Regions from separate parts of the Homo sapiens genome. Here regions 1 and 2 are each linked to region 3. Evidence: chromatin loops called from intact Hi-C (ENCODE). Cell type or tissue: PC-3. All regions are shown on one strand.

Region 1 (2,500 bases), 130 kb before region 3:
GATTCTATTTTGTTTTATCCTCCTTGTTGAAACTTCATTTTGGATTACCCTGCAAGTCTGATATTATCAGTTCTTTAGTTGTGTTGTCTGTGTGAATTGCTTATGACTCTAAAGTGCAAGTTAAGCAAACAACAAGAACCAAAAATGAAGTGCAGGATGAAAAGCAAGCTGATGTAATCTTTATCACACTCAATAGATAATTTTAAAGCTGCAAAGGACTTTAGAGATTATTTGAGATTACTCAAATCCAGCCAGATGACAAAACTGAACTCCAGAGGGGAGCAGTTGTCTTGTCAAAAGCCATGCAACTAGATAAGGTCATAGCCAGAGTTAGAACTAGAGACTTTGACTCTCTAGTTTTACCATTATAACATAAGGTTTCTGTTCTAAAAATGTATGTTCCATCAAGGAAGTGCTATTTTTCATACATATTCTTAGGAAAATTTAGCATTACTGTCATTTCCCACTCTTAAATTAGTTGTACAATTTTGACATTTTCATTTAAGTACTGTATCTGCTGTATCACATGTTTCCACCATAATCTGCACATAGTTGGAAGTCAGTAAGAGTAGTAATAGCTGACATTTATTGAGCAATTCTTGGGTATTAGGCAGTGCATGCACTTTTACATACATCTCTAATCCTCACCACAATATTACAAAGATGGTGGTATCACCACGTACAGATGAAGCAATTTGGCTGAGATTACGGCAGAGCTGTAACAGAGCTCAGATTAACACAAGATTGCTTGTTGCTTAAAGCTTATGTTCTGAAACTGGGCTTTAAGAGTTTCGTCAGAAAATGAATTGTTTGGGGATACTAATCTGCAGTGTTTCATTAGTAAAAAAATTAAAAAATTGATTAATGGTCATTTAACCATAAGGCACTTATCAACTCATAATTGAACCACGAGTAGACTGAGTTCTTGTCATTTGAAAACCAAGCTTTTGAAATTCTTTATATTTTATTTTTTTGGTTCAGGAACTAATTTAAAAGCCAAAAATAAGTTGGCAAACTATGCAATTGGCAAACTTAGATAATATAAAGGTGTATTGAAAATTTAATCCTTAGAATGGTATGATGGCACCAAAGAATGGAAATGGGAGGTGATTATCCAACAAAGATCCTATGAATTTTAGTGGGTGGATGCCCTAAAATAAGCAAAGGGACTCATTCTTTATATTGTTTTTATGTAAATCCTTCACTGAAGTTTCATTTGGGTAACCCATAATTTTATGAACTGTAGAAGGAACTGGAACCCTGAAAATCAGTTTATGATCTAAGTAAATATTATCTTAGGTTGGGTGTTTCATACTGTGTGCCTCTAACAGAAAGATAAAGTCATTCTAGAACAATGACGGAACTAAAATATGAACATTTGACAGTGTTTCTCCTCACAATGTTTCAGTGAGCACTAGAACCTAAGCTGATAACTGTTTAAATCTTCTCACCTCTTGTGAGTTTTCAGCACCTGAGCATTTTTGTTAAGCAGAGGCTGTATTACCACATAATAGAAATATTGAAATGAGATGTTTAGGAGTCTGTCATTGGAAACTAACCTGGATTGCGCAAAGACAATCGTTTGAGAAGCTCACTTGAATGTATCTCACATACTAGAAATAAAACGAATACCCAAACAGAAACTTAACTAACGAGGGAAAATAATGCAGTCTGTAGACAATAAAACTTTGCAGAATGTCAGACTGCAAATGATTCGCTCTTAACCAGCAAGGGTAGCTTTATCGCCTCAGGAAATCTTAAAGTCCCTGTGCTCATTTCCTGATGGAATTGCAAGTCTCATGTCACAGAAAACACCCCCTTTCCTTTTTCCCTTGAGCAGCCAGTACCCGAGGAAAGCAATGCATCTTTCCCAGCACCAGATACGGACCACGAAGCTTCCTCCTGGAGGAAGGAATCTCGAATTCTGGCTTGACGCCCCTTATGGCAGGAGACAGAGCGCAGGATAAAGTACTCAAAAAGGAAAATGCCGGGGGCGTGGAACAGATAACCCAGCTTCAGGCTGTCTGCAGAATTATAATGTAATGGCCAGAAACCCAAAATCACATTTCTCAAAGAGGGATAAAGAAGGAAAAAAGCCACCGGCAACCCATGCTTCTAAGACAAGCTGTAACGCGAAGGGGATAGGTGGGCAGACCTGATGAGGGTCGCCCTGGCCGCGGATTCCAGCGGACAAGCGACCTCCCGCGTTCTTACTCCCAGCACCTCAGAGGGCTCGGATACCCCGTATCCAGTGGGCACCTCTTGCCCACTCCGCGGTCCGCGGACCGGACATTGCCCCCGACCCTCCTCCCCCGCAGGCTCCCCGCCCTGCCTTTACTTACGTAGGGCGTCGGGGTCCTTGGCCAACACTGCTCCCGAGGTGGCGGCGCGCTCGCGGGGCCCGCCGCCCAGGCCTCCAGGGAGCCGCGGTCGCACCCGGAGCAAGGCGCCCTCTGCAGAGCCCGCCGCCGGGTGCGCCCCCTCCCCACCGCGCGGGGAC
Region 2 (2,500 bases), 83 kb before region 3:
GGTGGGGAATCTGTTCCCACTTTTTAACCCTTCCAAATAAAACACTATTGATCTGGCCCTTCTCAATTTATCTTTAGTAAGCCAAGCAGGAAGAGCACTTTTATGTGTTTCTCTGGCCAATACTTTCTGCCCTGCACTTGAATCTTTAAAAATATTACTTCTTTGTAAAAGGTATACACACCTTGATTCATTCTTAATTTGGCAAGTGACTTACAATGTTATCCCTGAGTGGACCATGCAAACTATTTAAATAATCAAAATATGAACCAAGAAGTAGCTCGGTGGTAGAAAAGTTTGCTTCTAAAGTGAACATTTGCAAATATCAGTCTTTAGGTCCTGCAGCCCATTTGCTGGTCTGTAACTGAGTGATTCTGCCATCCTTTGGGGAACACAATAACATCCAGCTGTATCAGCATTAATTTGCCTATATGCCCAAGATCAGTAAAAACACTGTTGACCAGAAGGGAAGATACTGCTTTGATTTTATTCATATTTTATTGTCTACATAAGGAATCAATGTGAAAAGGATGGCAAGTTTCATGTTTAAGTCAACATTTCCTACCTATCTGCAACACTCAAGATCCCCACTCAGGTTTTTCTTCTCCATTTCTCACATGTAATCCAAAAAAAAAATGCCAAAAGCAGAAATATGATACAGAAGATGCGAGGTTTTAAAAAGACTGAGCTTGCTGGGTGCGGTGGCTCACGCCTGTAATCCCAGCACTTTGGGAGGCAAAGGTGGGCGGATCACGAGGTCAGGAGATCGAGACCATCCTGGCTAACATGGTGAAACCCCGTCTCTACTAAAAATACAAAAAAAATTAGCCGGGCGTGGTGGCGGGCGCCTGTAGTCCCAGCTACTCGGGAGGCGGAGGCGGGAGAATGGCATGAACCCGCAAGGCGGAGCTTGCAGTGAGCCGAGATCGCGCCACAGCACTCCAGCCTGGGCAACAGAGCGAGACTCCGTCTCAAGAAAAAAAAAAAAAATTAAAAAAATAAATAAATAAAAAGACTGAGCTTGAATGTCATATCGCAAGTATTCAAAGTGAGGAGTTGTAGGAGAGCAATTTCTTTATCGCCTGTTAGATAATTACACTACAAGAAAATGAGTGATCAATTATGAGCTACTGTCTTAAAAGCACGGTAGGGAGAGTGGGAGGGAGGTTAAAAACGGTGAAGGCTTGACAGTGACTAATGTTCCTGGCAGCTCAGCGTCTACATCTGAAACTTGAGATGGGAAGGGAGAAAAAAGACTTCCAGCTATAACTCCCTTCGACAATTCAATAGATATGAGTGCCAGTGGTCAGATGGCAGGAAGCTGGATGTGGCGCCACAGTGACCACTGCCCTTGAGGAGCTATCTAGGCAGGAGAGCACAGGACGCCGTACATGAGACACATGCAACAAAAGATACAATACACATGTTCTATGGGAGAGGAGGGAGGGAGAGAAGGAAAGATCATCCCTTGATAAGGGGAAATCAAACAAGGTTTGGAAGGAATAACAGACATGACAGAGAGGAGATGGGGAGGAAGCAGCTGAAGGTGAAGGTGAAGTTGAACCTTATTCAGTTGTGTAGCCCAAGGCCTGGCATTGTGCTGGATACACAGTAGTTGCTCCGTTAAAGATTGTTCCTTTCTTGGATCTATGAGGACGTACGCAAGTTTTGCCCTATTGTTCTGTGAAGTTTTCTGTTTGAAAGAGTAGCCCACTCCACTAAGAATGCAGGTGAGGGAACTACAAAGGGCAAACGAGGCATGCGCAGGGAAGGGAAAGTGGTCCACTTTACAAGTTGAAGACAGGTATTCACCATGCGCAAGTGAGATCACAGGCTGCAGAGGTCACTGAAATTAGTGTGAGGCTAAGGAGTCTGGCAAGTAAGAAGGAAGAGGCTCAGAGTTCCATGCCAGAAGGTGAACGTGGCAAGGCGAGAGCACGGGGATAGATCTGAGTGGGAAGCAGCTGGAGGGAGGGACACCTGCAAGGAAGTTATCACAGCCCATCAGCTGAGAAGGTAACACTCAGTGGTGACACTCAGAACAGAGGAGAGAGAAAACAATTCCTAATATTTAGAGACTGGTCCAATATAGGGAATGCTTGGGAGGGAAACTAAAAGGCTTCAGACTTGCGGGAAGGAAGAATGGTGATACTAACCAAAAGACGGGAGTAAGGGGTAACTTGGGGATGAGGATGCCGAGTACAGTTTTGGACATGATTAAAAGGCTAGATTTATCCTCTCAGCCTAGAAAAAAACCCAGGTCAAATATCTTCTTTGTAAAGCCCTCCTCTTGGCAGAATGAGTCCCTCTTCTGGACTCTCATAGCACTTTGCAATAATTATACTGTATTTTAAATCCATCCATCAACTTTGCTAAAATAAAGGGTGATCTCTACATGAAGATAAAGTGATATATCCCTCCTGCCCTCCCTCTCACTTTCTCCCTGGACAAAGTCATCTTGGAAGCTGTACAGCACATGATGAAAATCAAAGGCTCTGGCACC
Region 3 (2,500 bases):
AGGGCCTGTACATCGTACTTCAGGTCCCCTCCTGTGGTCCAACATTCCCTAGGGGCAAGTGCAACTGTTTATGCGGAGACCACTTTTCCGTGCAGCCCAACTGAAGGTGCACGTTCCACCGCAACCTGGTGCTTACAACAGCTCGGGAGGCCGCGCTACCGCGCCTGCGCCCCTCTGAATATGGAAGCGCGCGCGAGGTCCTTAAGGGAAAAGGAAGTAAGGGCGGGGACGGAGGGAGACGACTTCAACGTAGGGAGTTGCTGCTGCTACACTGCCGGCCGGAGAGGACAAGGAAAACGTGGAGGAAGTCGGTGATGACTGGCTGAAGGGGATGATTGGCGGGTGAAAAGAGCCGGGCCAGAAAGCACCTTTGCATGTGGCTAGAAACCCGCCTGAAGAGGGGCTGAAACCCACGCCGGAACCCGCCCGATTCGAGCCAATCAGGGAGAGGAGCCGGGTGGGGGGGCGGACGGGGCGGCCTCGCGGGGGGTGGACGGGGCGGTCTGCGGGGAGGGGGGGCGGTCTGCGGGGAGGGGGACGGGGCGGCCTCGCGGGAGGGAGGACAGTTTCGCGGGTTCGGGCGGCGAGTCTCCCGGATGCTCCTCAGCTCTGGGGACGCGGTGCAGAAGTGTGAGGGCGCCCGGCTTCCAGGCAGTAATGGGCGGGTCCCTGCGCGGGAGCGTGGCGGGCGCTGGACTCTACAGCAGATGTGGAACTGGAGAGCTTGGCGCGCCTTCCGACTTTGTCACACACCTGCGCCGCCAGACTGGGGTCGGGCCCCTCCGCGTTCTGCTCTGGAGTGCCTGGGTCTGGGCCCAGCACCGCGCTTTTAGAATCTCCTCAGCTGAATCTGACGCTCAGCAGTGGGTGAAGCGCAGCCCCCTGTTTCAGGCCCTGCCGAGCTGGAAGGAGTGTCAGAGCTGGAGCGCGCGTGGCCCCCTCTGTGTTGGGGTCACCCCGGGGTTGCCAGGGCTCAGGGAGGGTCGTAGTCTGGATTTTGTCACCCGCACGTCCCCACCCCCCAGCAGGTCTGGGGTTGGAGAATCCACGCGGGCTTCATAAGCTAGATGCCAGTTAACTGTCGAGAGGGGACGCTCCCTCCTCGTAGGCGTCCACACTGGAGAAGGAATAAGATGGGCGATTGCCTGGGAAGCCTGACAGGGCGGCGGCAGCTGGGATGCTGGAGAGGACTGGCCCCTTGAGTTACTGAGTCCGATGAATGTGCTTGCTCTGCTGGAGGAACCGCGCTCAGGTTACAGTCATCCCAATATGGTTCTGAAGGTGCGTGGTTCAGGTCACTTAGGACTTGACCAGATACCGGGTTTCTTTTACAAGCCGTTTCTGACGGTGGCCTGTTTCAACTACTGGCAGAGCTCATGTAAAACAGACTTTTAAAAAAATTTGGGGGGCTTTTAGTATTTTTTTCTTATTCCTATATTCTGAGGATATTTTATAGTAGTCCCACATATGGAATTAGATAATCTCTTTTTTGTTTGATTAACAGTTTTATCAAGTATAATGTACATACCATAACGTTCACCCATTTTAATGGATTCAATGATTTTTAGCATATTTACAGAGTGGTGCAACCATCAGCATAATAGAATTAAGGAATCGTGATTTTTTTTTTCTGGTAATTGCTTTTACAGTTCTCAAAGTTTGCACAAGCGGATATTTTAGAGGTACAGTGTAATATAAGAGCTTCTGAAAATGTCCACTTAAGTTGTTTTATACCTGAGCAAGTGAAATTAAGAAGGGAATTGAAGCAAATATTCCTGGTAAGTTGTAGGGAGTGAAACTTTTGTGTCTTGTAATACCAAGTAGATATTGACCATTTCAACTGGTTTTTATGCTGAGGAAATGCATAAACCCCATTTTACAGATGATGAAATCGACTTTGAAGGATAAGTTGCCTACAGCTGCATACCTGTGCCTGGGCTAGGCCCCAAACCCAGATGCTTTATCTCTCAATTTGTTACCCTTGCTACCTCAACAGCTTGGTTTTCAACCATGGTACTGATGAGTGTGAACAGTACAAGCCATTCATTTACTGAGCAAATAATTATTGAGTGCCACTCTGTGCCAAGAACACTGCTATAGGTGCTAGAGATATTATTGAATCAGATACCGTAGTGAACTGTTCCTGCCCTCAGCTCATCTTCTGGTGGGGAGGACAATGATCAAGTAAAGAAATATATAGTTTTAGAGATTCATCTATTTTTTTAATAGGTAAATTAAAAGGGCAAGGAATGGCAGTGGGAGGCAGAATCTGATGAGAAAAATCTGAATGAAGAGAGGAAGTTAGGATATAAGAAAGAAAGCAAGGGTTTGATTTGAGCAAGCGCAAAAATAGAGTTGTGATTTACTGAATTGAAATAAGGTGATACTGGAAGGACCAGGTTTTGGGGGTACAATCATAAGTTTGGCTTTAAATGTTTTTAAATACCTTGCCTCTTAGACATCCAAGTGGAGATATGGCATTTAAATTCATGAGATTGGA

Evidence for each region. Hi-C counts contacts between places; a loop is a spot of excess contacts. Peaks named below come from ENCODE experiments on the same cell type or tissue, not always from the same donor. Only the 100,000 strongest peaks of a DNase experiment are listed, where the experiment ranks them.
Region 1: it touches region 3 in a loop (2.6-fold over the local background); 71 of 110 quality-filtered maps call a loop at or near these places.
Region 2: it touches region 3 in a loop (3-fold over the local background); 7 of 110 quality-filtered maps call a loop at or near these places.

What each region holds. Positions count from the first base shown.
Region 1 is chr14:64,465,456-64,467,955 of GRCh38, reverse strand. It overlaps AKAP5 (A-kinase anchoring protein 5), which reads right to left and starts at 2,457. Exons shown (of 2, transcript NM_004857.3): 1 at 2,343-2,457. It also overlaps a transcript of ZBTB25 not described here. RefSeq lists silencers at 2,183-2,252, 2,263-2,500. In PC-3, no CTCF peak of the experiment used is centred here; no DNase peak of the experiment used is centred here; H3K4me3 peaks cover 1,169 bases.
Region 2 is chr14:64,420,112-64,422,611 of GRCh38, reverse strand. The region is part of intron 8 of MTHFD1 (methylenetetrahydrofolate dehydrogenase, cyclohydrolase and formyltetrahydrofolate synthetase 1); the gene reads right to left. Among named protein-coding and RNA genes, the nearest start is that of MTHFD1, 33 kb to the right of the region's middle. In PC-3, no CTCF peak of the experiment used is centred here; a DNase peak (open chromatin) is centred at 1,221; H3K27ac peaks cover 596 bases.
Region 3 is chr14:64,336,679-64,339,178 of GRCh38, reverse strand. It overlaps a transcript of ESR2 not described here. Among named protein-coding and RNA genes, the nearest start is that of ESR2, 44 kb to the right of the region's middle. RefSeq lists enhancers at 1-21, 1-203, 262-311 and a silencer at 472-601. In PC-3, a CTCF peak has its summit at 1,107; DNase peaks (open chromatin) are centred at 288 and 1,148; H3K4me3 peaks cover 2,395 bases; H3K27ac peaks cover 1,463 bases.